3 separate regions of the Mus musculus genome follow, and all the other regions are linked to region 1. The links are chromatin loops, found by intact Hi-C in ENCODE. Cell type or tissue: left cerebral cortex. All regions are shown on one strand. Each heading gives the region's core, and the rest is flanking DNA. Links, peaks and the distances in the headings are about the cores only. Region 1 holds the start of Fzd1 (frizzled class receptor 1). Region 2 has its middle 220 kb from the start of Gm40261. Region 3 has its middle 210 kb from the start of Gm40261.

The links. Peaks named below come from ENCODE experiments on the same cell type or tissue, not always from the same donor. Only the 100,000 strongest peaks of a DNase experiment are listed, where the experiment ranks them.
Region 2: a loop joins it to region 1, with 2.9 times the contacts of the local background. A loop is called at or near these places in 8 of 42 quality-filtered maps.
Region 3: it touches region 1 in a loop (2.0-fold over the local background); 8 of 42 quality-filtered maps call a loop at or near these places.

The regions. Positions count from the first base shown.
Region 1 is chr5:4,753,528-4,764,075 of GRCm38, forward strand. Fzd1 (frizzled class receptor 1) reads right to left here and starts at 4,689. Exons shown (of 1, transcript NM_021457.3): 1 at 312-4,689. The coding sequence starts at 4,053. The coding sequence ends at 2,125. In left cerebral cortex, for the core only: a CTCF peak has its summit at 4,591; DNase peaks (open chromatin) are centred at 2,709, 2,926, 3,531, 4,011 and 1 more place; H3K4me3 peaks cover 3,271 bases; H3K27ac peaks cover 1,326 bases.
Region 2 is chr5:4,491,345-4,501,892 of GRCm38, forward strand. No RefSeq gene overlaps it. Among named protein-coding and RNA genes, the nearest start is that of Gm40261, 220 kb to the left of the region's middle. In left cerebral cortex, for the core only: no CTCF peak of the experiment used is centred there; DNase peaks (open chromatin) are centred at 4,995 and 5,347.
Region 3 is chr5:4,474,327-4,484,874 of GRCm38, forward strand. No RefSeq gene overlaps it. Among named protein-coding and RNA genes, the nearest start is that of Gm40261, 210 kb to the left of the region's middle. In left cerebral cortex, for the core only: no CTCF peak of the experiment used is centred there; a DNase peak (open chromatin) is centred at 4,803.

The DNA.
Region 1 (10,548 bases), core at 1,435-9,434:
AGATAAACCTCTGTCAAATAAAAGTCATGTAAATGTATTCCCTGAAAGAAAGAAAAAAGCCTCAGTGTTAAAATTAGAGTTAGACTTTAAAAATAATATTGTTTGAAAATATTCTATTTTCTGCTACCATGAAAACAGCCTTGGCATGGGACTCTACACATGCCATTCAGAAGGCAGGCTGGTTGCACTTTGCAAGGGTGGATTTTTCCATTGAATCTTTTAGCTTTGTATATTGTGGACTGGTTGTGAGGCATTGTAAAATGTAAAGGCAGTTCAGATAGGACGATTGTTTTCAGGCACACACAGAAAAATGTAATTTTGTACAAAACTTTCATTTTTTTATTTGCGAAATTAAAAATATGGCATTTTATATATATAAACTTCTATTCCTCTATAAATATAGATGATCTCATGGTGGTGAGAATAATAATAACAATAATAACAATAATAATGCATACCAAATCCAAAAACCAATGTCATTTTAGGGTATGACAGACATAGATAAATTTAGGTCCTATGTATGTATCGGCATTTGTGATAAACTCTTAAGGTTTAAACACTACAATCAGGAGGACTGCTTTTCTCCTCTTCTTCATCCATAACTAAAGTGAGTATTTTTAAATGGCTTTGAGAGATTTACATTTGACACACTGCCGTAAATCCAGACAGGAGCACACAAGATGGGATGCAGTAGGAATGGACACACTTCCCCTTCAGCATGCATGCCTAGGTCGTGTTTGTCTCTCTCACCCATCCGTCAGTCCACCGCCTCTGTCTTCGGAAGTCCAACCAGGCTTTCTGCGGGGGTGTGACTGTTTCTCCCTCAGAATGTGCTGCTGAGGAGTAAGCAAAGTGTATTGTTGATTGTGTACAACTTTTAGATTGCAAAGACACATCTAATTGCAGTTTGGCTAAAACCAGAAAACAGCGTTTCACTTGGAGTAACTCCACTTCACTGAAATCTCCTTAGGTTTCCATACTCTGTGTATGTTCTACTATCCTGTTAAGGAAGGTAAACCATTCCTTCACCAAGCTTCCCAGGCAACCTCGAGGTCTGCATTTCATAGAAGGGTAAAATCTAGAAGCAGGCAGCATCACAGGGGGAAGAAAGTAGGTTGCCAGACATCAGAATGCAATTAGAACTAATGTTTTATAACCTCTCTCTTTAGCCTCTCCCAACCCACAAAGCTTGCTGCTCTTTCCATGATGATGACCAGACCCAGAGCAAGTTCCAGATACTAGAGAGTAAAAATGAGCTCATCCATAAAAAGTCAGACTCTCCAAAGTTCGCTATCGGTCGGTTACTGCACTCCCTCTGAACAACTTAGGTGCAAGGAGAAAGACACTGGGCAAGGGACACCGGGGTACAGGGAGGCTGGGTCAACTGGCAGAGCCCATACTGGGGTCCTCTAATAAAGCTGGAAGGTGGATCTCAAATAAGCAGCATCAGGAAGTCACAGGGACAGCCATCCACACTCTACCGCTGAAAAGGGGAGGATCTGGAATGGGCGGGGCCCACCTCGGGATCTGGAAGCTTTACAGAGTTCTGCACCTTAAAATTTCCCACTGCAAGCAAGGAAGGGGAGGGGCGGGAGATGCTGAAGGAAATGACCCTGGAGAGGCAGGCCCATGCTCCCTTGACAAAGATGAGGGCACAGGGCAAAGCACTTAGTCAAGTGTGCTCTGTTTTACCTCCTCTGCAATCTGCAGAAAAGGGCAAGTGAGAAAAGCTCCAAATACGTAAATTGCCCTAAATAATTAAACATTTTTAAAAAGAAAAAAAAACTGCGTGTTCGATAGTCTTTAAATACAAATATACGTACAAAAATCTTACACAGGCTATTTACAATCATAAAAGCGTACAATCCTGGTATCAGAGAGGGCTAGAGAGATCGGTCCACACGCACATACACATACACCTCGATCAGTTGGGCCCTCTCGTTCCTTTACCCCAGGGACGGAAGCTTTTGCAGAACCTGTGCTGTTTGTTGGGAAAGGGGCCTGCAAAAGTCAGTGGCTGGCGAGGAAGCCTGGAGTGGCCAGGCTTGGCAGGAATTCCTTGGGGCCAGCTTCCAGGCGATGGCTAGGATCAGGCCAAAAAAGGGTAAGGTAAGAGTCTGGGTTTCAGACGGTAGTCTCCCCCTGTTTGCTGTTGGTAAGCCTCGTGTAGAACTTCCTCCAGGAATTCAGTGTCTTGCCGGACCAGATCCAGAAGCCCGATGTGATGCCCACAATCAGCGTCATGAGATACTTGATCATGAAGACTGTAAAGTCTGGGCTCATGGGCGGGTGTGGTGGGACTCCTCCACCTCCCTGGAGGTGAGGGCAAGGGATGGCATAACTCTTGCAGCTCTGGGCCACCCAGCTGCGCTCCCACTGGTCCCGAAAGGCCTGTTCATAGAAGTAGCAGGCGATGACGATGGTGGCCGGCACAGTGTAGAGGACACTGAAGACTCCGATGCGCACCATGAGCTTCTCCAGCTTCTCTGTCTTGGTGCCGTCATGCTTCATGATGGTGCGGATGCGGAAGAGTGACACGAAACCGGCCAGCAGGAAAGAAGTGCCAATGAACAGATAAACGAAGAGAGGCGCCAGCACAAAGCCACGCAGTGCGTCCACGTTGTTGAGCCCCACAAAACACACTCCGCTCAGTACGTCGCCATCCACCTGGCCCAACGCCAAGATGGTTATAGTTTTGATGGCTGGCACAGCCCAGGCGGCTAAATGGAAATACTGTGAGTTGGCCTCGATGGCTTCGTGGCCCCACTTCATGCCGGCTGCCAGGAACCAGGTGAGGGACAGGATCACCCACCAGATGGAGCTGGCCATGCTGAAGAAGTAGAGCATCATAAAGAGTATAGTGCAGCCTTCTTTCTTAGTGCCCTGCGCCACCGTGCGCGCCCCGTCCTCTGCAAACTTGTCGTTGCACACCACCCGGTCCTCCAACAGAAAGCCAGCGATGTAGGCCACCGCCACCGCTGTGTAACAGCCGGACAGGAAAATGATGGGCCGTTCCGGGTAGCTGAAGCGCCGCATGTCCACTAGGTACGTGAGCACCGTGAAGAGCGTGGAGGCGCAGCACAGCACGGACCAGATGCCTATCCAGGTGCGCGAGAAGCGCAGCTCCTCTGGCCCGAAGTACATGAGCCCGTAAACCTTGGTGGGTTCGCAGGGTGCGCCGCAGTCCTTCTCCCCCAGAAAGTGGTAGTTGAGGTAGGAGGGCACCCTGAGGGCGCGCGGGCAGGAGAACTTTCCCCGCTCCACCGTCCCGGCACCCCCCGGGTAGCCGCCGCGGTAACCACCGCCGCCGTGCTGCGGATTACTGGTCCAGAACTCTGGTAGCAAGGAGGGAGTTGGGGTGCCTTTGTCGGACGTGTTCTGGCCCACGCACAGCTCTCCTGCGCCGTGCACCGGGAACTTCTCGCACTTGAGTGTGTCTGGCCACTGGAAGCCGAACTTGTTCATGAGCGCCTCGCAGCCCTGGCGTGCGCGCTCGCACAGGGAGCGGCAGGGCGGTAGCGCCTGCTCCAGTACGGTGCACACAGGCGCGTACATGGAGCACAGGAAGAACTTGAGCTCGGCGGAGCACTGCACCTTCACCAGAGGGTAGAACTGGTGCACCTCCAGACCGGCGTCCTCCTGATTCGTGTGGCCCAGCAGGTTGGGCATGATGGTCTGGTTGTACGCGATGTCCGTGCACAGCGGGATGGAGATGGGCTGGCAGTAGCCGTGGTCCGGGATGGAGATGCCCCGTTCGCCGTTGTACTGCTGCCCGCTCTGCTGGGGCTGGGGCGGCGGCGGGGCTTGCTGGCCCGGCCCGGATACCTGGCCCGCCGCCTGCGCTCGGACCCCCAAAAGCAGAGGAGCCTCCAGCAACCAAAGCAGCAGCAGCAGCCCGCTAGCCCAACGCCGGGGATCAGCCCGGGGGCGGCGGTGGCTGGCCGTGTCCTCGTGCCCCACCTCCTCCCGCCGGCCCGGGAGTGCTTCGGCACAAAGTTCCAAGCTCAGCCGGCCGGCGGCCCGGGACTCGCTAGGCGCCGCCTCCTCAGCCATACTTTTTCGGCTCCCTCCTCGGCGCGGATTGACTGGGACGGGCAGCGGCGCGGCGGGTGGTGGCTCCCACTGTGATCCGGGAGAGCTGGTCGCCCGTGCCCTCCGTCGGGGTGCGGCCGCTCTCTGCCCGCTCCCCGGGATTCTGCTCCGCGTCCCGCAGCCGCCGCCGCCGCCGCGGAAACTTGCGGTTCATGAAGCGCGGGCGGCGAGGAGAGCAAGAGTGGTCCAGGCGCGCCGGGGTCGCGTCCCTCTTCCCTGGCCCGCGGCAGGCTGTGGCTCTTGTCAGGCGGCGCCGCGTTAGTGGTCGCAGCCGGGCAGAGGAGCGCCCAACTCTCGGCAGCCTAGCCGCCCTGGGTCCCCCCTGCGCCTCCGCCTCCTCCTTCTCCGCCGCCGCCTGACCATTTGTGTCAATCCCTCAACTCGCAGCCTCTGCTCTCCCTCGCGCGCCCTCCAACGGGTTTCTAGGCGCCCCCCAGTCTGTCTTTCACCGGGAGGGAGGAGCCTTGAAACCGACGCGGAGCTGGCGGCTCAGGGACCGTCGCCCAATCGCAGCACCCGCTTCACAGCGCAAAGGGAGCCCTTTCCCTCCGAGCCCGGACTGGAGCCCGCAGCAGACCGGAGGAGGTGGAGGAAGTAGTGGTGGCGGTGGCAGAGACTCCGCTCCGGCACAAAGAGTAGCTATGAAGCCGGACAGGCTAGGTCGCTTTTGCTTTTGCAGAAGAAAGGGCGAGGACAAGTAAGAGAATGGTCCCATATGCGGCAGGAGATAATGAATAGGAGTCGGCTGGCCGCGGGGATTTAGCTCTGTCTTGCTTTTTATCTGTCTTCATATTTTATAATCCTACCCTCGACTCTCTGGTCACAGACTGCTACTTTGAGTGCTGCGTTCTGATTGCGTGCCCCTGACTTGAGAGTCGGGTTTCCTTTGAATTTAAGTCTGTCGAGGTTTTGTTTAAACTATGACTCCAATAAACCGTGGAGCTCACAGACTGGCCTTGGTGGACTTTGGACGCGCCATTTCCCCCGATCGCTGTCAAATGAAAGCAAAACGCAAAGTTTGGTGGGATGTAAATTGTAAACCCAGATGCTCCTGTGAGTAGTATGCGTCGTGTAGTCAAACTTTCCCCCTTCTCTTTAATGGTATCAGAAACAGAAGTAAAGGAAAACAGAAGCTATTCATTAAATGCTGGAGGAAAACCGGCTTGAGAACCAACGCATTGGGTGCTCCAGCGTGAGACACGGGAGCCATACATCCAGACAGGAGGATCAATCTGGGACCATTTGAGGGCCGCTTCTAAACACTGGGGACCCTGCAGGGTCTGTTGGGAACTTCTGAGGCCTGGGTCATTTAAGTTCCTCCTCAGTGGAAGTAGTCAAAGCTGAAGCTATTAGTTTGAAGGACAAAACACATGACCAAAGTGAGTCTGAAAGACCAAGCACAGTCAGTCAGTCGACTCAAACCAGGATAATCAACCTCAGCAGACACACATGCTTGTTCTTGCAAGTTTATTTTCAAGAACTTGTGTGAGTCGGATTTATCAATAAAGTGCTATTATGTTTTATTAATTCTATCAAGAGTCCCCCCCCCCTTCGATTAGACTTATCTCACGAGACTGTTCCCGAATTATTTTCTATCTTCTTTTATACAGATTCACTTTTCATTAGATATTATCTCACGAGACTGTTCCCGAATTATTTTCTATCTTCTTTTATACAGATTCACTTTTCATTAGATATTTACCAAGCATCCATGATACAGTGAGCACTGTCTCAGGAGGTAGGGAGCACAGAGGAAGCCCTGGCACATATTTAAAGGAGGGCATAGTACAGTGGGCACAGGAACGTCACCAGTGATGGCAGTGCCCACCCATTCTCAAAAGGGACGCAAGGGAAGTAAATGACCTGCTAACACGGGAGATGAGGAATGGGAGGGGTCATCGGAGAAATAGATGCAAAATGCAAAAGAGAAAAGCACAAAACAGAAAACAAAACAAAAAGGCAACAAACAAACAAACCCCTCAAGTTTCTGAGGGGCAGGCAAGGAGAACATGCCCTGGTCATGACAGGAAAGAAAGGGCTCTTTAGCTGGTACAAAATATCATGAACCAAACTGTTCAAACAATAGATAGCTAGTGCAGGTGGCTTTCCCCCACAGAAGCGGGAAGTGGTTCCAGGGCGACTGAAAGAGGGAGCAGGACTCAGGCTCGCGTGGAGAAACATCAACATTCCGATACACTGTACAGATCACCACTCAAGATGAGGCTTGTCTACATCCGGGCAGGCCCCGTGAAGCTCGTTGGTGTCCGAGGGAACCTGCAGTCATACCAATACCTATTAAATCAGAATGGCAGGTACTTGTCTCCTAGATACATTATCATTATATTTTTTAATGTTCATAGAAGCTGTAATGTTCACGGTAAAGCGTGTTTTGAGTCTTCGTGTAAACATTACTGTCCCCCTGCCTCAACCTTTTGAGTAGCTGGGACCTCAGGTACACACCACTATGTCTAGCTTGCTTTAAAGTATTTTTGAAGAAAAAAAATTAATTACTAGCAGTTTTTAAGACCAACAGGTAGTAACTACAATCGAGTAACAAATATTTGTTACTGTGCTGCGCTGAATGTAACTCGTGACACATTTTGATGGTAGACAGGAGGTGAGATCCTCTCTGGGGTTTTTTGAACACTCATACTAATTGTTCATCTTACCTTCCCAATAGCATCCTGCTGTCCATAGGCTCCCAGGGACAACGTGTCACACCGTCCACGCTGATATTTATTCATCTCTTAGGCTCTTTACTAAGCCACCTCTCTCTTCTTAGACATCTCTTATAAAGACTTATGTGTCTCAAGCGTCATTCTCTGAAGGTCCTTTAGCTGACCATGCTAGGTGAGAAGTGGATTTATTCTAATGTATTAACATCCAAGAAGCATCACCGAGCATTTACCACCAATGTCAGCCTCACCTTCTCCTCAAAGGGACAGGGCAAAGGACAGAATGGTATAGAAGGCTCGGTTCTGCTTCAGAGTGAGGAACTTCGTTCTGTTTCAGAAGCTGTCCTAATGAATTTTCAGAACTTTCATCTCCCACCTAGTGATGAGATTTGCTAGAAAGGAGGCTGAGAATGGCAAGCAAGGCTTTTTCTCGGCAGGGAAAACAGGCAGTTCTTATTATACCTGGAACCCGAGGCTGCCATCAAGCCAAACATACCATCTAGAAACTAGGTTTTTCTCCAGCTCAAAATGGAGAGCACTAGGTTTAGATACATTAAGGGAGATGCATGCTTCGGGTTCATGGCTTGTTTGGCTTGGGTTTCATCAGTTGCTGTAGTGTTTCATGTAACTATAATTCTTGGCATTATTTTTAAAGCCAGTTTCCTATAGATTCTTTCCCTAAATAGATCACATTGAAAAGACCATGTAAAATTTGAAAAGAAATCATTTTCTGACAGTTGTCTTTCAATATTAAGTCCATTAAAGTAGATTTCCTCTTTATTTGTTGTGCCAATACAGCATTTCATTTATTAAGCAGATGTGACACAGAAAATGTTACTAAAGTAAAATAAATATATTAAACACTTAAAGAAAACAATCAACCAGTAAGTGGTGCACCATGACCACCAGCACCAACTCACATTATCAAAAAAGTCCATTGGGGTGGTGTTATAGGCAGCAGGAGGAAGAATAATCAGAGAAGAAACCTGAGCACTGTATCTAAGACATCATTTTCTGAGGATGTGTAAAACCTTGAGATTCACAGATTAAAAGTTATTAAATTAAGCCAGGTAGTGGTGGTGCGCACCTTTAATCCTAGCACTCAGGAGGCAGAGGCAGGTGGATCTCTGTGAGTTTGAAGCCAGCCTGGTCTTCAGAGAGAGTTGCAAGACAGCCAGGGTTACAAGGAGAAACTCTATCTTGAAAAACAAACAAATAAAAAAAAGTATTTACTAAGTTAGTATGAACTGTTATCCACTTGGTAGTAACACAACTCAATTTATCCAACATAAAATAATAAACATAATTTGATTTCTCCTTACTATTGCTTATTGATTTGTCAAGCATCAGAATCAGCTAAAATATTCTTTTTATTCCAAAGCAAAATGTTTTTATCAGAACTTTCTTAAATAGTATGAAAGTTGTCAAATGATTATGCCACTTGAATGAGGACAGTAAGTTACTAGTGGTTGAGATCTGGGTTCGGTTGCATACAGTTTCCTACGTGAGGACTCAAGCTTGGAGACCACTCAGGGGACTCATGTTTAAGGATTTGTTTTGTTGTTGCTTTTGGGTGACAGGCTTGGATGACCTCTCTTGGATAACAGAAACTACATCATGGATTAAGACTATACTTCTGAGGTTTTATTTTGGATGCTTTTTTGCCATTGATTTACCTGCATTGTGTTGCTTAAACTCTTTTCTGTTGAGGCTATTAATCATTAGCCCTTTTTAACAGATGAGTCTAAGTCTCATAGAATTTAACTATTTTAAATTCTGAAAGATACTAAGTACACAGGAGGCTTGGAATCCTACCAAGGTCATAGTTCTCACTGAGTACAGTCTGTGAACACACCCACTCCTAAAAATCACCTAGGAAAACACAGTTTCTATGTGCAGATCATGGTGAATTTTTAGTCTTTAACATAGTTTCCATATCAGGATACATGTGTCAGTGAAACACCAGAGATTCACTGTTGAGTTAGACCAGAATTTTCCAAGCTGTCTTCTGTGTAATACATGATCTTCCCAAAGGGTATTCTGTAAAATAAGTTTGTTCAAAGAAATTTGAAAACACACCACACTCTATATCCTCAGTGGAGATTTATGGTAGTCTAAAGTCTACAAGAAATGCTAAATTAAAGGGAAAAGAATCTCATTTTAAACTTTGTCTCATCTGTCATTTTACACACACACACATCACACATACACATGCATGCATGCACTTGTAGAAAACACACCCACACACTCATGCATGCATGCATGCATGCACGCACACATACATTCACAGAGAAAGATCAATCATATCAATATTGTGCTTGTCGTTGATGCTCTATAGTATACAGTTTGAGAAAAGCTGGAACCGGCCTAGTGTATTATAAAGCTGCATCTGCTTACACTCTTCTGGATCCTGGGATGTCAGGAGGAGGAGGAGGAAAAGTGCCCCATTGTGCTTTGGATCCTGAGCAAGCATGCTGAGCTTAAGGAGCTGCCAGAAGTAAAGACCTCTCCTCCTGCTTCGGGGCAGCAACACCAAGAGTCCTCTTTAGTCGCTTTCAAGAGATGCACTAGGCTTAAATGTACTTAACTTTTCACAGTAGAATCCGATCTCATTTCTTGTTGATTTCCAACCCCCCAAAATTTCTGCAGATGGCCCCTTTGCCTTTTGTTGTTGTTTTACTTTGACAAATTTTTCTATAGAGAGAGACCAGGCTGACCTGGAACTCATGATCTCGCTGTTCAGCCTTCTTAGTGATGGGATATCAGGCATCTGCCATTACACCCCGCTGCATAACTAATAAGTATCTACTAAGACATTTGTATCCCTCTGTGTGGACAGTGTGTGTGTGTGTGTGTGTGTGTGTGTGTGTGTGTGTGTGTGTGTGTAAGAGTGTGTTTGTGTGTGTGTGAGTGTGTGTGTGTGTGAGAGTGTGTGTGTGTGTGTGTGAATGTGTGTGTGAGTGTGTGTGTGAGAGTGTGTGTGTGAGTGTGTGAGTGTGTATGAGTGAGTGTGTGTGTGAGTGTGTATGTGTGAGTGTGTGAGTGAGTGTGTGTGTGAGTGTGTGTGAGTGTGTGTGTGTGTGTGTGTGAGTGTGTGCCTGTGTACATGGGAGGGTGTGTGGAGTGTGTGCATTAGCAAGCAGAGGCCAGCAGCAACATGCTGATTACCCTCTTTCCTAACTCTCTGTTTTTCTTTTTTTGAGACAGGATCTCTCACTCTGCCTGGAGCACAATGATTCACCCAGTGAACTCCAGAGGTCCCCATGTCTCAGCTTTCCTAAAACTGGGATTAGAGACAGACATGTTGGCTTTTGGTGTGGATATCAGTCAAGGTGCTTGTCTGGAAAAAGCACTTTATTGACAGAGCCATCTTCCCAGTTCCCAAAACCACCTGTATACTTTTGCAGTAATTCTAAAAGATCATTTTTTTATTTATATTTACACAAATGTTTTTAACATTGATAAGAGGCTTCTTGCAATCATTCACACTCAGAATTTCAATTGATAACTGTTTGAAAGTCCCTTCTTTAAACATAAATACACACACAGTTTCCCTTAAAACAGCTTAGAAAGAGAGATTTTTTCCAGTACAGTATGCTATTTCTCATAAACAAACAAGCAAACAAACTTGACCTAAACATAGAATAGTGATTATTAAGGTTAAAAAGTCAGGGAAGGCAGAAAAAGATGCCTGAATTTGATAGTTAAAACCCACTACATGCATCTGAGGCCTGTTAATAAAATTAAGATAAAACAAAGGAGATTGTCACAGTGTTTACCC
Region 2 (10,548 bases), core at 862-8,861, 260 kb before region 1:
GTCAGATAACATTCAAACATGAACAAATCATACCATAGGAAGAGAAGAAAATGAAGTGATCACCTGGGAAATTGGCAGTAATAAGGAAGTCACAACTGTTTTAAAGAGAATATTCTTAACAGAAAAGCAAGTGGTAAATTCCCGCAGTCTTCAGAGTGTAAGGAAAGGGCAGAAAATGGAATGCCCGTGCTTCCCAACATCTCTGCAGTGCATGGGCTTTGGGTTAGAGAGGTCTCAATGAAGGATGGACAAAAACACAAGTTGTGACCTTGACTGTAGATGCTTGCCAGAGACTGGCTAGGAGAGAAGCAAATGGCTGTGAGCAGAAACACAGTGTAGGGCAGGTACTGTTCAACTATCTATCAAGCTTTGTCACTATCGCCCATATCTGAGAATTCAGCTCAAGCATTGGTCATTTATATATGTCTTCACGAAAATGTGCTGAGCATGGCTCTAGGCATCCCTTCATGAGAGACTTGAAATAAAAGTAGCACAAATTCTACTCATAAAGAATTTGGCAGTCTAGACGAGAACATAAAATGTGCTAAGACCTTTGAGATAGGTCAGATCCATGCCCACTCACTACCACATGACTGCCGACCAGATATAAGCATCTTAAACCCAAGGTTGTATTTTCTTTTTAAAAAAGGTTTCTTTTACTCTGTGTGTGCGTGCGTGCGTGCATGCGTGTGTGTGTGTGTGTGTGTGTGTGTGTGTGTGTATGTGTGTGTGTGTATGTGTATGTGTGTGTGTGTGTGTGTGCGTGTGCGTGCGTGCGTGCGTGCGTGTGTGTGTGTGTGTGTGTGTGTGTATGTGTGTGTGTGTGTGTGTGTGTGTGTGTGTGTGTGTGTGCATATGCACGTGCATGAATACAGGTTCTGGCAGGGGCTAGAGGCATCAGATATCCCAGGAACTGGAGTTACAAGCGACTGTGAGCTGTACCACATGGATCCCAGTAGCTGAACATTTCCCCACGTAAACAGTGTGTGTTCGTGTTCTGCAGGAACAGTATCTGTTCTTAACCACTAAGCCACCTCTGCAGCCTCCCGCCCTCAAGATTATACTCTATACATTATCTTTCAAGGCAGTGCCTTGCATCCAATAAGAATACAAACACTGGTGTTTGAACTATCCAAGGAAGAATCTTACTCTGCAACATAAAGTTTCCCCGAAACACAGAGAACTCAGAAACCAGCTGTGACCGTAGGACTAAGCACAGACTACATAGTCAGTGGTTATAAAGTTGGGTTGACCATCAAAGGAAAACATTCCCAAGGGAAAAAAATGGAATCCCTTTGCCCCCAGTTCAGATTTAGGTTCTACTTTGGAGATGTGTTCTTTCTTTGCCCTCTCCTAGGGATCCCGTGGGTGTAGATTCAGTTCAGACTTGTAAATCTTTTTAAGTGGCTCTCTCTTTAGCACATTAGAAGTCACAGCCTTCCCTTCCCTTGACATCAACGATCGGAGCTCATTTCCCTGCTCTTGCTGATGCAGAGGGACCGGTTGTTAGTTTACTCTTCATTGCTGTTCAGAGATATGCTGACAAACACAAGGATGCATTTGATGATGGGAAACAAAGACAGGCAAATGCACCCTGTTTAGGGAAGCCAAGCCTCCCAAAGAGAAGACAAGAGGCTGCCAAGTAGATTTGTGTTTTAACTTGTAATCCTTCCTGCTCCCAGCTTGTAGCCACCTAACTCTCTTTCACACCCTATTTTGATTTTCCTCTGTCAGAAGTAATAACAATGCCCTCAGGAGATGCTCCGTGTATGTCAGGGAACAGCAAGAGTTTACATGAGGGTCCCTCACAGAGGGAAACCCTTTGACAGGCAGTTTCCCCAGGGTTCTGACCAGGTCACCATCTGCAAGTAGAGAAACTAACTATTCCTTAATTGCTGAAACTTATGAAATGGCCATTTTTTTTATGTGGACAAACAGATATTTGAATAGCAGCAAATTTACATGGTTCAAACCAACAATTTGGTCAATTAGTCTATCACCTAGGAAAGTAAAAATGAATCTTAAACTTTTTCTTGTTTACTTTTCCCATTTTGAGCCCCATCCCCAACTCTTTAGCTGTAAAAGTTAATCAGCTCTGCACTCCTGGTGGGTGCACAAGGCTTTGCACCCACCCAAGAGCTCTGGATGGGAGAATGAAAAGACATACACACACAGAGACACAAACACAGACACACAGACTCAGACACACAGACCCAGACAGTCACACACACACACAGACACACACACACACACACACACACACACACACAGATACACACACGGACACTCAGACACACATGCACACACACACACACACACACACACACACACACACATACACTTTATTTTAATATTCCTAACAAGCTAAATGGCTGGGCACTTCCAAACCTCCCTGTGGCTAGCACACACTCCCCTGTGGTATTTCTGAGTTAACATTTCCTAAATCTATATTTTATCTTTGTTGCCCTGTTCCTTCTGAGCAGCCCTCCCATGGGTGCCGCTTTCCCTTTGCACCTACATTTCGGCTGTCTCATCTCCTGCTCCTTCATGGCATGGTCTGTCCTATGTCTCTCTCATGGCCAAATGCCTTCTTCCTCTAGGTCTCTCACCAGGGAAAACTAAAAGTGCCTCCTCTTTCACCCTGCCCAGCCATTGGCCACTGGCTCTTTATCAGTAAACCAACTGTTGGCAGAGACCTACCCCAGACCTTCGAATCCCTGTGTAAGCACAAGTCAATCCCCCAACACTCCTCTCCTCCTTTTCCTCTCCATTTCCTGTCTTTAGAGTTTAACCTTGGTGTTGAACTCTGTGGGTGGAGCAGACATTCTGCATGCAAATGTTTCAAAAGCGCACTCTCATCACAGGAAGTCTTCAACTGACTCTAGGTGTTTGGTGTCTGAGTGATGGTGAGTTGGAGTCCAGTATATTCTCAGACCACCTCAGAGTCTCTCCCATGGATGACTCTACAGCCTTCCCAGGAGTGCTGACCCAGTGTTCGGCTCATCTGCAGCCAGTCAAGATATTTCTCTGTCTTTAGAAACCGTGTTGTATGACACGATTGCAAAGAAGATGTCAATAGACGTCAACTCACCCTCTAGGGAACAAATGACAGAGCAAAGTGCAGATGCCACTGGTGTGCAATTTGGTGAACAAGTGAGTTTTATCGGGACTATTTAAAGGGATATGGGTAAAGGTTACTTACAGGAAAGGAAACAGCTATGTGTCTAAATCCCACCACAGCGTGTGACAGCTCACAAGAGTGGGAAACCTGGAGCATACTGTATAAACTGAAGGCAGTTCAACAGGTGGAGAGTACCCTTTCCATGGGGCTCAGTTTCTGCCTCTTCCAGGAAGCTCAGCGTGTCTGAGAATGCCACTTGGGAGTCTTTGCAGTTAACCCATGCTTGGGATGGAGAGGCCTAGCAAATATGGTCAGTTTCAGGCTCTTCTGAACCTTTTGAGTTTTTTATTTCCATGGGATACTTCATTTCCTGGTTACTCTTAGAAGAAATTGTTACACAGCAAACAGGAAAAACCCTTCTTTATGTGTTTTCTACTCACAGACTCATTCCATTTCCCCAGCACTGTACTTTAAAAGTTTTGGCTTTTGGAAAGCAAAAGTCCGAAATCTTTAGAGACTTCTCACTTTTTACAGGGGAAGAAAAAGAACTTTCCCTGGAGCAGGAGAGAGCTGAACTCTTAAGTAGGACAGGCATGGTAGTGGCAAGTGTGAGGGAAGATACTATCACAAACTACTTAGCTACAAAGAGAATATTTGGTAGGGCTCAGAAATGTAAAAGAACACCATCTTCCCCACAAGGTCCAGCTTCCATCCGCACCCCCACCAGCCCCCTAGGTCCCAGAGAACAATAAGGTCCAAAGGGGATGTTCCTGGAAGCCGGTCATCTGTCTTGGTCTCCCGCTTTCAGAGAATGTGAATTTGTTCATCCCACACCCAGTCCAAGAGTGAAGCTGAAGAGAACTTTCCAGTTCGACTCGTGTTGATTCCTACCTTGTCAGAACTGGTCTCTTACAAATAATCCTAAGAAGTGAGCAGGGGTCACATCCAGACACTGGGGAGCAGAGACGACCGGACCAGCTGAAGGTCCTCCCATCTAGGCCCAAGAGTTACAACCCCAACCCTCACCACGCCCCTGACCTTCAGCTATTCAGACTTTTTCTTTTAAGATAACCTCAGGCTCGCATGGGCTGGAACTAGGTGCTGGCACATAATATAACATGTGCAGCTTGGTCTTTATGCAGGTCCCGCAATGACAGACGCAGGGAGCTGTTCTTGAATCTGTTGCTTGCCTGTGGATCCTGTTCCCCAAGCTGTGCTGCCTTGTCTGGCCTCAGTGGGAGAGGATGCTCCTGCAAAGAGCGGATGTGCTGCAGGGAGGGGGACACCAAGGGGAGCAACCCCTTCTCAAAGGAGAAGGGGAGGGAATAGGGGAAGGATTTATGTGAGAGGGTACTGGGAGGAGAGGGGAGCGGTTATATTAGGATGTAAAGTGAATAAACAAATTAAAAAAATAGCTTCAGGCTTTTTGCTAGGCTTTTTGCTACCTGTTCAAACATAGGGGCAGCACTGGCCTATGGTATTTAAACCTAATTTTTTCACTTGGCTTTGTTTCCTCATCGCCCAGGTGGGTGAATAATTTGGCTACCTGTAAAGCCATCTTTGTGGGTCAGAGAAACCCTGTCTCGAAAAACAAAACAAACAAACAAAAAGAAAAGAAAAGAAAAGAAAAGAAAAGAAAAGAAAAGAAAAGAAAAGAAAAGAAAAAAGAAAAGCCATCTTGTGAAGCCCTGCCTTTTTTATGCACCACTGACAGCAAATACTTCACGACTGAGTCAGAGCCACAGTCATTGTGGAGGTCGCCCTGGGCTGCCTTGTCTTCAATGGTGTCCTTGCCAGGCTGCCAAGGAAGCTCTTGCTGGGCAAGCTGGGAACACACTGTCTGTTGGAAGAATGTCCCATTCAGGAGCTGCGGTTTGTGCCAAGGCTCGACAGTCCCCACAAAGGCGCACAGGGGCGACCCAGAGAAGGAAATGAACAACAAAAACCCCAAAGCCTGGCTGACATACACTGCCCGGGAGCTTTCTGTTCCAGCATGCTGTCTTCTGGCAACCGACAAACGGACACAGGGCCACACAAGAGGAATACGTTTCAAGGAGGAAAACTTTGTGCCAGATAAGAAATGAGATATAATAATAAAGCTGGACCGAGGTAGTCTATGGACTTAGGAAGTTATAAAATATTTATGGGGAAATTCTTCGCTTGGGGATGAGAGTCTGAATGTCGGAAGAAGCTTGGAGACAGGAGAGGGGGCGGGATGGGGGATGTTTACCGAGTTAAGACACGCTCCTTTGTTAGTTCCTCGGTGTGTAAGAGGAGGTTTTGTAAGATGTGAGGAAAAGCTTCAGAGAAGAGCAACGAGGCAGGCTGAGCCTTGTCGGTAGGACCAGGACATGAGCAGATGAAACCTAATACAATAGTCATAATGAAGAACTCCTTCTCCGTAGCCTCAGAAGGACTGGGAATGTGGGACCCTATGTACTCTATCTGCGCGTTTAATCTCTGTGAATGAGAGAGGAATCCAGGACTCTGGGCAAGACCTTAGGAGCTGAAAGACACGCTGAACAGTTTCCTCTCATCAATGTGGCACTCAAAGGTGCTGAGCAAACAAACACAGGAAAACCTTTTTTTTTTTGCTATTGATGCTGTTCCACAGTTAGGCAATTGTCAGCTGTGAGGTCATAGCTTTAACAAGCTTTCCCACTACAGGAAAAAAGTACTTGAGAGGAATTTAACCTTTTTCCTCCTGGAGAGTTGATTAAAAAAACTATTGAATTTGCTCTTTGACAACTTCATACACATATAAAGCATATTCCAATTACTATACCCTCTTACCTTTTCTTATTTCTCATCTCCATTCCATCTTTATACCTCTTCCATACCTTCCCTCAAGGCACATTCCTATATTCATGAGGGTTTTGTTGTTGTTTTGTTTTGCTTTGTTTATAGGCCTGCTGAATTTAACCAGGATTTAGAACCATCCACCGGAGTCTGATGCTGATGTGCTCCAGAGTAAGCTAGGAGTAGTTCATTGGGAAGCGGTTTCATCTGGGAACCTCTCCCCTGCGACTCTCTCTCTCTCTGTCTCTCTCTCTCTCTCTGTGTCTCTGTCTCTCTCTCTCTGTCTCTCTCTCTGTCTCTCTGTCTCTGTCTCTCTCTCTCTGTCTCTCTCTGTCTCTCAGTCTGTCTGTCTCTGTCTGTCTGTCTGTCTGTCTCTGTCTGTCTGTCTGTCTGTCTGTCTCTCTCTCTCTCTCTCTTTCTCTCTCTCTCTTCCATAATTGACTATTGGCAGGCCCAGTCTTGTTATGAACTCACTGTAGGCAGCCACAGCTGAGTTGAGACCACAGCTGCAGTGGTTCTGCCATGGCCAGAATATGGCCCTTTCTCCCTTATCTCCTTCAAGAGAATTAAAGGAAACATTTATCATGGCTTTCAGTGTTTTGAGGTCCAATTCAAGTCTCTCGCCCACTTATTGCCCAAAACAGTCACTGCAGGCTACAGACTAATCAGGTAGGGCAGACTCTTGGCCTCCGTTCACAGTGGATGAGTTGATGCAGAGTTTTGCAGGCTTTGCCTGGAGGCCACCACCCAGTGCGCCCAGGTCTCTACTACAGTCCTTACCTATCTCATCCCCTTGCCATACCACTGAGGCTTTTAGTAAAGGCTGCCTCACACTGACAGTTTGCTGGGACAGGTCAGCCACAGAGTGACAAGACACCAGCAAGATGCAACTTCTTGCTATAAAAAGAGCACGACCCATGTGGAAAGAAAAGAATAACCGTGAAAAGGCTATTTTTATACATAATACAGAATTTGGGAATTCTTTTCAGTTTGTTTAAAAAAGTGAATTTTAAAAATCAAATCCAGGCATAGGAATCAAAGTTCTGCCTGGATTAGAAGCCGTGATGCCTTGGAAATCGCCACCGAAGAGCAACACACCTCTTTTCTTCATTGCTGAGTCCCATCCCACACTCAGGCCTTTGGTGGCAGAGTTGAAATGTTGCAGGCTGAGCATATAGTTGCAGCTTATGTAGGCTCTAGCATGTAAGTGATTGTGGCATTGAGAAAGTCCCTTACTCATGCCGAATGCCAAGGATCTTTTCAGTGAGAGAGGTGCGCATTCTTTCCCAATGCCAAAAACCTTCATGTGAAGATCATCAGGGAGCACGGAAGCCAGAACTCCAGAACTCCAAGTTCTACTAAAACCCAGCATGAGGCTGACATTCCAAAGAGCACAGCTTCCCCCCTGCACAGAGAGGCTGAGTGACTGGAAAGCTGTAATGAGACAAATGGCAGCATCTTAGGGTCTCTTGAGAGTGTCTGTGCCTCCCTGCTTTTCAAGGGGCCTGCCTGGGAGTTTTAGAGTCCTTTGAGATTTCTTCAAGAGGCACCAGGTTGCCTTGCATTCTGCTGTCACTTATTTTGGAAAGCATTCCTGGGTCTTTGTTATGGATCGCACGATGCCCAGTTTCTGTGAAGGGCCATGAGGGGTTAATGCCCAGCTCCTCTCATTCTTCCCAGTAATTGAGATTTTATAATTACTTTCATCAAAGGTATGTCGGTAAGGCCATGAAGGAAAAGAAGCACTTGATTTCCACGGAGAAATTTCATAAATCCCAGGCCCTCATTCTTCATATTTCAGGCTCAGTAGATCAATTTCATTAAAACCAAGATGCATAGGGGGGTGGGGGGTGGAGCTGATTTGCCCTAAAACCCTTTGTCTTCTGCTGAACAAATACAAAGGCAGTGAAGTTTGTTTCTATGTCCCTTTGCCCTTCCGCTTAAGACTTACATTCCTTTGCCTTGTGCCAAATTTAGCAGGGTTGGAGGTGGGGAGGTGGACCGGAGGGAGACGTTTATATAATATTCGCTCAAATCTCTTCTTCAGTTTTTATTGCAGGACTCTGAGCTCTGTAGGCAGGAGGGAATTTTGAATGAACTCAGCTTTTAGTGACCAGGAGTGGAGACATAAAAGGAGCTTTTCAGCCTCTCTGGTTACAGAGATAAGTACAAAGGGTTACCGGCACTAAGTCTGTGGTAATAGCTGCTATAAGTACTGACCATGATTTGAATCTCCCGATAACTGATTCTGGGGAGGCCAGAATATTTATCAAGCCATTAGGAGAAGCTGTTTCTTGCTGATAAGATGCCTACAACTGATGAGGTCCACCTGAAGACAGGGATGAGGCTGGTCTGGATTTACAGCCATTTGCACGGAGAGCAAATAAATCTTGTTTTTAAGAACAGCAGGAGACATTCATCAGCAAAATTATGTGCGTAGCCTGGAGCAAGCCTAGGGAATGCTAAGAAGAAAGAGTAGGTGAGCACCCTTGTGTACAAGGTGGTTGAAAACTGCACTTGGGCTTGGCACATGATGTTGTTAGGATTTTATTGACTTGGAGGCTAAGGAAGAAGTGGGTGGGACAGATGACAGGGATAAGTTAAATGAGGGGATTTAGAAAATTAAACCAGCCATCTTATAACGTGTGACTGCAGAGCTTTTCTTTGGTACTTTCTACAGTGGAAGAAGCTACAGTATAGTCAATACTGCAGTTAAAGCGAATAATGCCAGAGGGGCTGTCTACCTGCATCTTGGTTTCTGTGAAGTTGTACAACATGCTGAGACCTCAGGCCACCTTCTATGTTTTAGCCTGGCTTTGCCTGGTTGGTCCAGACTTTCCTTTCCTTTCCTTTCCTTTCCTTTCCTTTCCTTTCCTTTCCTTTCCTTTCCTTTCCTTTCCTTTCCTTTCCTTTCCTCTCCTTTCCCCTTTCCTTCCATTTATCCTTGTCTTCCTTCCTTCCTTCCTTCCTTCCTTCCTTCCTTTCTTTCTTTCTCTTTCTTTCTTTCTTTCCTTCTTTCTTCCTTCCTTTCTTTCTTCCTTCCTTTCTTTCTTTCTTTCTTTCTTTCAACACTTTGGCTTTTACAGATATGAATTCATGATCTCTAACTTTGAAAAGAACTGTTACTTTAATTAGCTTTGAAAATTGGAACTTTCTTCTAGATTCATTCATTTCTAGATGTGAAATCCGGGTTCAGCAGAGGCTCTGGGTAGACCCCTACAGTCCCCAGGGGATACTCTTTCTCCCCACTCTTTGCCTGATTATTTCAACAGCTCCTAGATTTCCTTTTAATTAGCAGGACTCTGGCTTCCCTTGTTCTAGGCTCAAGTCATCCATTATCCAGCATTTGCCCAGAAGTTCCTATGAGAAATCATTTTCTGATAGATGCTAGAAGGTATGCAGCTCTTTTATTTCACTGAGAATGTTAGATTTTTATCTCTGGATCAAACTAGGTCACCAGAGAAGTGCTTGTTTGCCTTTTGCTGATTTTCCCTCCCCTGGATGACTCATTTTTACTGAACTTATAAATGCAAATGCGGTGTTTTGCTGTGAGGAAGCCTGCAATGTGCTTGGAACACCACCTCTAGCAAATAGAACTCTGTCACTCGATGCTGTTAGAGCTACGGACTCTGACCAATCACATTTGTGCTCTAGAAGAGTGCTTAGTTTCCCCCTGCTCAGTTAAAATGGTGTGTGTGTGTCTGTCTGTCTGTCTGTCTGTCTGTCTGTCTGTCTTGGGGCCATCTTAGGCAAGTTCTCATGACTGTCATTAGTACTTAGTCCCACCCAGTTTTATCTTGTTCTTTACACAGGTTCAACATACAGGATGGCTGTAGCCAGAGAGCCTGGGTTTGAATTCTGCTTTACTCTCTGTGCCATCCTTGAGGCACCATTGCGTTTAGCAGAGACACTACCAGATTCCTAGGATGAGGTGGGACACACCTGTGATCTCAGCATGTGGAAGGCTAAGGAGGATGAGATTCAGTGTGAAGCTAGCTTGAGAGACATAGTCAGAGCCTGTCTCAAAAACCAACCAACCAACCAACCACCAACCAACCAACCAACCACCAACCAACCAACCAACCAACCAACTAACCACCAACCAACCAACCACCAACCAACCAACCAACCACCAACCAACCAACCAACTACCAACCAACCAACAAACCAACCAACCAACCAACCAACCACCAACCACCAACCAACCAACCAACCACCAAACACCAACCAACCAACCACCAAACACCAACCACCAACCAACCAACCAAACAAACAAACAAACAAAAATGAACAAAAAATATGAAGTGCTAAAGATGATATAGAACAAGTTTGATGTAAAGGAAAGCCAGTATTCTTATTAGCCTGACTGTTTCTGAGCAAAATTCTTTTTTATTCCATACACTTTAATCATCCAGTTTAGAATGCTTTAAAAAGGAATGGGGAAGTATTCTAGAATGTGGAAATTTAAATAGAGACCCAAGGTGACTATCCATTTAAGGCTAATTGCCATTTGAGACTCTAATTTTTACCTAACCTGATAGGATATTTTAATAACACTGCTGTTTTGCCTGTGTTGTTTTGATAGTTACAGCTATCTTTCTAATTCATGTGATCTCTGCCTCCTGATT
Region 3 (10,548 bases), core at 1,691-9,690, 280 kb before region 1:
GTAAAATGTGTGTATATGTACATGCTATTTTTAGACACTTAAGTTGATTGCCAAAATGGTTCCTTTAAAACTCAAGCATTAATAAGATCTTGTCAGAGCCACCCTTAGATCTAATCGGATGTGGACTTCCCTTTGCATTCAGACTGAGGAGTCTGAAAGTTGAGAGGCTGACACAATGAAGTTTAACACCAACTTCCTTATAAAAGTTTGTAGTTCAGTTACTCTAACTTTGTGCAGATGTGGGTGTTTAATATTCATATATCCTGGCAGACAGCTCTTTTGATTGGTGAACTACAGTAGGTTTCTCAAAGGCCATTATTAGGTTTGCATGCACCACAAAGGGCTTCAGGTGGCTTTGAGTTCTGAAGGTTATGGAATTTAGCATGAACACATTTTTTTTTTCTGTAACAGTGCACTCTTTTTTAAAAAGTCAGACAACAAACACTTTTGTCTTTAACACTGAGCTTTTGAGTTTGTAATAGCATCTATAATAATGTCAGATATTTCATGTGATACATGAGTGTATAAAAGACATTCTATGCCAGGAGTGGTGATACACATCTGTAAACTTAGAACTGAGTGGGAAGAGGCAGGTGGCTCTCTATGAGTCTGAGATCAACTTAGCCTACAAAGGGAGTTCTGGGCTACGACTATATAGTAAGTCTTTGTGTCAAATAAATAAATAAATAAATAAATAAATAAATAAATAAAACACAAATAAATATAATAGATTGATGATAAAAATGTAGTTTGTTTGACTGAAATAAAACTTGGAACACAAAGTGAATGCTATTGGTATTGAAGAATAAACATTTAAGGGAAACAAGAGGTTACAACTAACTGAATGATATGCAACTGTGCCTTCTGGGGGTGAACGTGAGGCTTAGCCTGGCTCCTGCCTGGCACAGCAGAACTGCAGGATCATTAAAGAAAACTCCTTCTGCTCAAGACAATAGAATCTCTGGCCAGATAGAGCCCTAACATTACAATACCCCCAAAACAAAAGAGTTAATCCAGTTGAGGCAGGCAATCAGCCGGCTAAGTGATCTCCACCCCAGAGAGTGGGACTTCCCTAGAAAGGCAGACTCACCTCAAGCCATGCTGGGGAGAGGTGGACTCATGATCGCTTTAATGAGATGCTGTACTTTTCCTTCCCAGAATTCCTGGGCCCAATCTCAGACCCTGTTAGGTTGCCATGAGGTTTGGCTGGGTCTGTTCCCTCGCCGGAGTTTTGACTCAGAAAAGCCTGTTTGTTCTTTTTCTTTTCTTTCTTTTTTTTTTTTTTTTTTGGGCTCTTTATTTTGGATTCTCACCTGAGTTCTGTGAACTGGATGCTATTTGCAGAGATCTGCAGGGCTCTGGTTGGCCAGGTCAGCCAAAGAGTTGAGTTCTCCGAAGGGTAGGGGGAGTCGATCTTCTTCTGCTGGCAGGGGATGGGGGGCATGAGGAGCAAGCAGGGGTTGGGAGGTAAGGGTAGGGAGTCGGATCTAGGCAAGCTGCCAGTCTGGCTGCTCTGGAGTTCCTGTGGTCCGGCCACTGAGCAGAGGCAACCATGGTAAGCTGGAGCAGCTTCCAGCAGTAAAAGGCTCCAGGAGAGAATTTTCTTCCCCAAAGTGTTACATACAGCTCTATGGGACAAACTTTCTTAGAAGATCTCCGATGAAATAACTGTTGTGCCTTTATTTCTTGTGGACTGGATTTTACATACATTTTGGGGTGGATTGTTGTCTAAAGGCAGATGCTTTCAATTGGCTTGGTCTGAGATGTTAAGGATGTCATCTGCATGTGGATGTGCTGCCCCCCTCCCATGTGACTGATTGTCATATTCCTCTCCATGGGCTGTCATGGTCACGTGTCCCAGGACAGGATCCTGGTCGGGAGATGAAACTCCTATAGTCCTCCACTAGGAGGGTACTGGGACACAGTTCCACTTGCCCTAGAGTTCTCTGAAGCTCCTCCTCTTCTTGCCTGTTGCTCTGTAGGTGAACTCGGTACTGGCTGAACTCAAACAGCATGGTGCTTTCCTTCTCTTCTCCATTCTCAAGACAGGAACTCATATTACCCTTGTATCCTCTTGTGAATATGAAGGCCTAAAAATATAACTGTTATTAATAATTCATCATTGAAAATAAACATTTTGGGACAATGTTATCCTAGCTGGTATACTAGGTGGCAGGCATAAACTGGAATTATTCTACTTTTCCTTTCTTCCTTCCTTCCTTTCTTTCTTTCTTTCTTTCTTTCTTTCTTTCTTTCTTTCTTTCTCTCTTTCTTTCTTTTTTTTTTTAAACCATAACTAGGGAAATAATACTTTCTTTGCCTTTGGGATTGATGTTCTTAGCTTTACCTAGACTATGCATGTATTGATTTTTATTTTTTTTTAAATTATTAGATATTTTCTTTGTTTACATTTCAAATGTTATCCCTTTTTCTAGTTTCCCCCCAAAAACTCCCTATCCCTTCCCCCTCCCCCCTGCTCCCCAGCCCACCCACTCCCTCTTTCTGACCCTGACATTCCCTACACTGGGGCATAGAGCCTTCACAGGATGATGACAGACTAGGCCATCCTCTGCTACATATGCAGCTGGAGCCATGAGTCCTACCATGTGTATTCTTTGGTTGGTGGTTTAGTCCCAAGGAGCTCTAGGGTTACTGGTTAGTTCATATTGTTGTTCCTCCTATGGGGTTGCAAATCCCTTCAGCTCCTTGGGTCCTTTCTCTAGCTCCTTCATTGGGGACCCTGTGCTCAGTCCAATGGATAGCAGCTATGAGCATCCACTTCTGCATTTGTCAGGCACTGGCAGAGCCTCTCAGGAGACAGCTATATCAGGCTCCTGTCAGCAAGCACTTGTTGGCATTCACAATAGTGTCTGGGTTTGGTGATTGTATATAAGATGGATCCCCAGGTGGAGCTGTCTCTCCTTCAGTCTCTGCTCCACACTTTGTCTCTGTAACTCCTTCCATGGGTATTTTCTTCCCCCTTTTAAGAAGGATCAAAGTAGCCAGACTTTGGTATTCCTTCTCCTTGAGTTTCATGTGGTTTGTGCATTGTATTTTGGGTATTCCGAGCTTCTGGGCTAATATCCACTTATCAGTGAGTGCATATCATGTGAGTTCTTTTGTGATTGGGTTACCTCACTCAGGATCCACCCATTTGCCTAAGAATTTCATAAATTCATTGTTTTTAATAGCTGAGTAGTGCTCCATTGTGTAAATGTACCATATTTTCTGTATCCATTCCTCTGTTGAGGGACATCTGGGTTCTTTCCAGTTTCTGGCTATTTTAAATAAGATTGCTATGGACATAGTAGAGCATGTATCCTTATTACATGTTGGAGCATCTTCTCGGTATATGCCCAGGAATGGTATTGCTGGATCCTCAGGTAGTACTATGTTCAATTTTCTGAGGAAATGCCAAACTGATTTCCAGAGTGGTTGTACCAGCTTGCAATCCCACCAACAATGGAGGAGTATTCCATAAGGTGAAGTTTTTAAGTTTATTTTAGATAATGACAATACATGAAATTTTAACACCCACTTGGTGCCTTTGTATAATCATCAACATATTTCTCTTGACATTGAAAGTAATTTTAAAACTGTATTTTTGGACAAACTGCTATGTTAGCGTTTCTGTTGCTCTGATAAAACATCATGATTATTAGAGACTGGGGGGAGGGGGGAAGGGTTGTTTCATTTTATAGTCTGTAGTCCATTATCCAAGGAAGTCAGGAAGGAACTCAGGGCAGGAACCTGGAGACGGGAATGGAACCAGAAGCTACAGAGGAGACCTGCTTACTGTCTTGCTCCCAGGGCTTGCTCAGCCTGTCTTCCTATACAATGAGCTGGGCTCTTACAATTCATTTATCAATCATGACATGCCCTATAGACTTGCCTTAAAGTCCAATACTACAGAGGTACTTTCTTGGTTAAGATTTACCTTTCCAGATGACCCTAGCTTATGATATTTCAACAAGCTCAGCTGCCTTGCCCATTTAGTATAAAAAATAGAGCTGACCATACAAGGACACCGAAGCCCTGGCACATTATATGCACCGTTATTAGCCCTTTTCTTATAATTATGAGAAAATACTTGACATAAACAAATGTGAAAGGTAAATTACAGCTTTATATATTCATATATTAAGTTATTACAATTCATCCTGCTGTGGAGGGTGTGGCATTCAGAAAACAGAGTGAATACACGACCAGTAACCTAACCACCTAACCTAATCCCATCCAAATCTATATTTCTAGTGACCTGCTTTCTCCAGCTCCCCAAAACAGTGCTGAGTCTGGAGACTAAACATTCAGTACATGAGCCTGAGTGGGATTTCATATTCAGACTATAACAGCACTCAATAAATATTTCAATATAAGGAATCAGTGTTGGAGGTGTTACTGAAAGTCCCCAACTTCCCCATGGCTGTTTTTCTGGTAATATCCAGTGATCTCAGATTAGCTTCTTGGCTACATATTTATGATTGGATATTTAAAGGAAGTTTAAATAATCAGAACATAGTAGCAGTAACATCTTGAAGGTCATTGTAAGATGACCTTACATCATTCAAAGTGTCAAAGAACCATTTCTTTGTTAAGGCCCCAGACTCACTAGATGTTACTAGAAGGTTTCCCATAAAAAGCTAGACTGATCACTTAGCTCGGAGCCACTGAGAGAATCCCTGGGTGAAGTCCTGCCTATCATGTTCTCTATTCCCTGGAATGCTGACTATAGACTTTGCTCTGCTTGTCATCCAGCTAAGCAGCTATTGTGGATATTCCATCTTGCTTGATGTCCTAATTAGATGCTCATTCAATGCAAGTTGCTGCTGAGTTTTGCAAAGGCATGCAGAAATTGAAATTCTAGTTGCTAATGTCACTCTTAACTTGCTGCTTTGGTTCCAAGCTTTTGGTTGACTGGTTTCTAGGCTTTTAATTAAGTGGGTACTGGGAGCGTGTTGGAATAGGGGTTAACAGTGGGGTCAGACATTATTTCTCACTGCTCACCATAGCTGGGTTCCAATATTTTCTGTTGCTATTTTTTCCAGTCTGTCTTTCAGCACATGGGAGAGTTAATATATTTTCTAAGAATGTCATAGAGGGACCAGATAGTTTCATTTTCTCAAAGGACGCAGGTGTCTATGAGAGACAGGAAGGAGATTTTCTGGTTGGTTCCCAAGAGATAAAATAGCATTGTGTGCTCTTGAATTTAGTCTCTACATTCTCTAATGGGATGAATTGCCTTGTGCTGCTAGGAAATAGCAAGAGTAGAAGGGGAAATAAAGTTACATTATCCAAGGCTTTGTCAGTGTTCCATGGATAGGAGTCATGGGAACAAGAAATCTTTGATGGTCAGCACCCTCATGCCATGTTTTCCTCCTGACGCGTCTGAAGACAGCTGATGTAGAGGATCGCCTCATTGTTCCTGAGACCAACTGGGGCTTAAGTCTATATAACCTTGGGTTTATAAAGCTGTTTGTCATAAAATCCTCATTCAGTGGTGCTTCTGGTTGTGATGGAATTTTAAGGTCTGTGTTCTAGTATCCATTATGCTAGCAACTTGCTATATACAGCCCGAGACTTCATTTCTTGTTTATCTTATGTATGCTGATCTACATCACTTCTGCTATTTCTTCTTATTATAAAATTGACATATACAATATATGTCAGTCAGAGTCACTCTGCCCCTATCCTCTCCAAATGTTCGAAGTGCCACATGATCTTATGAAATCAGTGACTGCCACTCTTCCCAGAGCCTGTCAGCCTCTGCTGAGGAGGTTTGTGTTATGTCTTCTTCCTTATTTTTGCAGCTTTGAGGTGTACCTGTCATGTGACCTCTTATTTTTCTCATCTCCTTCCTCTTCTCCCCAAACGTTACTTTGCCCTTAGGTTTGATCAGCATAGAAAGCAGCATCTGTTTTTATCATCCACATCTGTATTGTGGATAGAACAAAATGCATCCAGGTTGTGGATAGAATCTATTAGCAGACCTACACAATCTACATTTTCTTTCCTGAGTAAAATAATTCTCCTGTGATTCACTGCAATGTGAACCACAGTAGGGTAGCAGTCTGTGGCCCCCCTTCTCTGGCACACAGCTGGTATCTCGACCTATTGAGTGTGGCCAGGAGAGTGTACTGAGTTCTGTCTCCAGCGTGGGGATCAAGGCACAATAACAAGGTCTCCACCACCATGAAGCAAACTAGGATAAGGTTTTCAGTGATTTATTTTGGTTAATAACACAGAGTTTTGGTTTCTGCTTAAAAGCTGTCCTAATGTAGGCTTCCTAAGTGCAACCAACACAGGCAGAGGCCACCGTCTCACTTCAGTTCCCTCTTAGAAGCAGCTAACTCCTCACCTTCCACAGGCTCTCATTCTGGGCCTCTAAGGACCAGCCCTAATGACCTCAGGGCCAGGATACCAGGCTATGAAAAACAGATCTGTGCCTGGGGCCACGAAATGTAGTATTAGTAAATGTAGAATGAGAAACTCACAAGAGTTTAGGAATCTAATTCCACCTAACCTGCCAGTCTTCTGCCTCCATTAGCTCTGGCTTACTGTCTCAAGAGTGCAGCCTCTGTAGAGCATCAGGAGGAAGCACATTGTCCTTTGCAGTTATGAGTGATACATTTTCTGTTGTTTATCTCAGAGTATTGAGATTCCACAGCCCGTCAAGCCTGCTCAGGAGCATTGTGGTGATACGGGGAAAGACTACATCCCAGTGAGATAGTGTCTTCTAGGAGTGACAGAGCTGTTATGCTCATGAAATCACAGCAGCTATGGCTGCCTGCACAGGATGTGTGCAAGATCCAGCCAGTCAACATTCCAGCGTGCAATAGAGGGAGCTCAGGAGACCCCACCCCTCGCTGAGTGCCACTGGCAGGTGATATCTGCTAGAAGAGGGAGCTTGGCCTCTAGAAGGCTGCTCATGTTCCAATGGATGGCAACACTGACTGGGTCTTCGTTGGTTAGAAGTGGGTGGAATAGGAATGAAGCTGGGAGCTCTGTGAAGGACTTCTGAGAGAAGTTGGAGGGAGAGTTGGGGATAGGTATGATCAAAATATATTTTATAAATGTATGAAACTCTCGAGGAATAGATAAACAAAATTAAATAAAAAGGAAACATTAAATCTTTCTTTAAAAGTTAGCTGCAAGTGAAGTTTGTAGTTTACCCTCTTTGGGTTATGCACACAGCAAGAGATTTAAAGTAGAGAATAACTGGTCTCTGACAGGAGATAAGATAACATTTTTAAGGAAAGGAAAAAAAATTAAATAAAACTAAGTTGAATCACTTCATGTGGACACTGGATGCCCATATGCATCATCTGCACATGTATTTATCACACACTGATTGAGAATAAGTGTAGCTGTGGTCACTCTAATGCTCTAGGGCAGTGGTGCTCAGCCTTCCTAATGCTGGGACCCTTTAATATACTTCCTCACCTTGTGATGTCCGCCAACCACAAGATTATTTTCTTTTCATATTCACGACTGTAATTTTGTAAGTATTTTTTTAAATAGATGTTTGTCAAAGGGATTGTCACTCACAGGCTGAGAACCACTGCTTTGTCAGTTACATGAGCAGGAAGTGTGTCTCTTTCTTTTGAAAAGCTTCTAGGTTCATAAGACATGACATCTGTTTGAAATGGGTAGAGAGACAAAATCAAAGTTATAATATGTAACAACAACAGCAATAATAATAACATCAAAAAGAATTAAAAATCTAAAACAAAACAAATCTCTAAACTCCAGATTAACAAACAGTATCCTAAACCAAAACTTCTGACAATGTGTGTGTGTGTGTGTGTGTGTGTGTGTGTGTTATAGAGCTAGAAAAAAATTGACCCCAGTTTTCAGCAATTGCTGACTTGAGAACATTTGAAAGGGTTACTACTTTTTGTGAGGAACGTTTATAATTTAGCTTTTTCTCTGAAACTGGTCTTCCCAGACCTGAAACTCCCCTAGAGGTGCATAGGGCCTTGCCCTTTCTAACCTTGCTGCAGGAAGCTCAGATTCTTTGGACTAATGTGGCTTTTGAGATGAGGCAGATAATGAGGTTCTCCCAAGGGAAGGATTTTAGGAGACTATATTGGCAGTTCAGATCAGATACAACTATTTATTTATTTTGAGTTTGCTTCAAAAAGGAAATGGCTTCAGCCCAGATGTAAATGCAATACCAACACTCTTGGTTGGGGAATTGAATGTTTAACTAATTAGTTTTTGATGGGTGGATGTCTTAGTTAGGGTTTTACTTCTGTGAATAAATACTAGACCAAGGCAACTCTTATAAGGACAACATTCAATTGGGGCTGGCTTACAGGTTCATAGGTTCAGTACATTATCGTCAAGGTGTGAGCATGGCAGTGTCTGAGCAGGCATGGGCAGGAGGAGCTGAGAGTTCTACATCTTCATCTGAAGGCTGCTAGGAGGATACTGGCTTCTAGGCATCTAAGACCAGGGTCTTAAAGCCTAAGACCATAATGACACATGTCCTCCAATATGGCCACACCTCCAAATAGTGCCACTCCCTGGGGCAAGCATATTCAAACCACCACAGTGTATTTCTGTGTATTTACAGTGATAGATGATAAACCTGGAAGTTGATTCTTCAGAAGGCATTGATGTTGATTCATGGTTCTCAAGAGAATTGACATTTTCCCTGGAATAGGAGCAAGAAGTTGTAGTAGGGATAGGCCTGCTTCCCTGCTACCTTAAAAGACCAAGAAGGGAAGGCCCTCCTTGCAGAGCCAGCAGCACATTTTGGTAATAGCTCAGATAAAAGGGGTTTTGAGGGAAGAGCTTTTGTGTTTTGCTTGCCCATTTTTGCCCCTTGTTGATAATTTCATTGCCCTTGCTGCTGTTGTTGCACTGCCATTAGAAGCCAGCTTATGTAGCCTTCCAACATTAACTGAAAATCAGTGACCCTCCAGAAATCTCCCAGACCATCAGTGCTACATTAGACTACTGAGGTTTTCAACATCATAGATGGAACAGCTAGTTGTCATGTTTTTCAGCCCCTCCCATGTCCAGATAGCCATAGTTGGATTGTCTAGAACGTATGTAACCCAGGACAATAAATCTCCACATTAACACCTATTCATCCAACTGATTCTGCTCCTCTAGAAGAGCATTACCAATACAAGGAATATATCTTAAATATTGCATGAGGTATATTTATATTAAAAATGCATGTTATTCATTTTAAATTTAAATTCAACTGGGAACTACCTCTTGATCAACAATGCCAAATTTTGAAGTATAAGTTTTTCTAAGTATAGTATTTATGTTAAAATGTTATCTATTATTTATCTAAAATTCAAATTGAATTCTTGTTTACTTATTGTTTTCTAATTTTAGGAAGATTGAACATGAATTGGGGGTGTAGTCACTAGTTTTTCTACATAGAAGTTAGAGTTACCTCCTCCAACCATTTTGAGCCATAGAAGAGACATCAGCCTGAGAATGAGCCACTATTTCTGGATGCAGACAGGTTGAATACATCTGCATGCATGAGGAAGGGTGAGGCTTCTATCAGTAGAGGCTTGCTTAACCATCGAACTGTTGGACTTTAATTGAGTGAAAAGGATGTGTATTAGACAGAAGGAGAAAGTTCAGGCTAGAGATAGACTTCATACAGGAAACTTCTTTCGAAGATATCATTCTGGGGGGAAACTTTCTTCTCTAAAAATATTTCTTTAGGTGTGTGTGTGTGTGTGTGTGCATATGTATATAGTATATGTGTGTGGTGATTTGAATATGCTTGGCCCATGAGAAGTGGCACTAATAGGAGGTGTGGTCTTATTGGAGGAGGTGTGATCTTGTTAGAGGAAATGTTATCACTGTGGAGGCAGGGCTTTGAGCACACACACACACACACACAGGCACACACTTGTGTGCTCACACATACACACCCCTGAGTCACACAGCTGCTATTCAAGACATCCTGCTGTAGCATCAGCTCCCATTCTGCTCCACTTGCTTCCCATCCATTTGCTCATTTGGAGCAGAGCCTGTGGAGCCATCCTGGGTTTTCAATAGCACCAGATTCTCCTGCTCACACTGACTGGCAGAACCACAAGGCTACTGAGCTGCCAGCACAGGTTATAAAGTGAGTGGCTCTGTTATGTCAGTGCCCCATGGGTGTGTCACATCAGAAGGTTTCTCCCTGTTACAGGACAGCCTTGGAGTTTAGGAAACATGGCTGTACCCTTTAGCTTCAGGCGTGCCTTCAACATAGCTGCCCCAATTCACTTTGCAAGTACATCTGGAAAACAATCTTTTTAAAAGGTGGACTCAACTCGATTTTCCTCCTTACTCAGCCCCCTCATTTGAGACAGGGCGCAAACAAAGACATGCAGTTTTGTATTAAAAATCTGGCGAATGTTATATCTGTGGACTCTTCCTCCCAGCTCCCTAGCAACAGCTATACCCTTCTTTTCTAAATCTTTTCATGGAAATTCCAGCTTTTTTTGTGCAGGTCTGTGTCTGTCTTCTGTTTCTTAGTATCTTTCTCCCTCCCTCCCCCCACTCTCTGCCTCTGCCTTTCTCTGC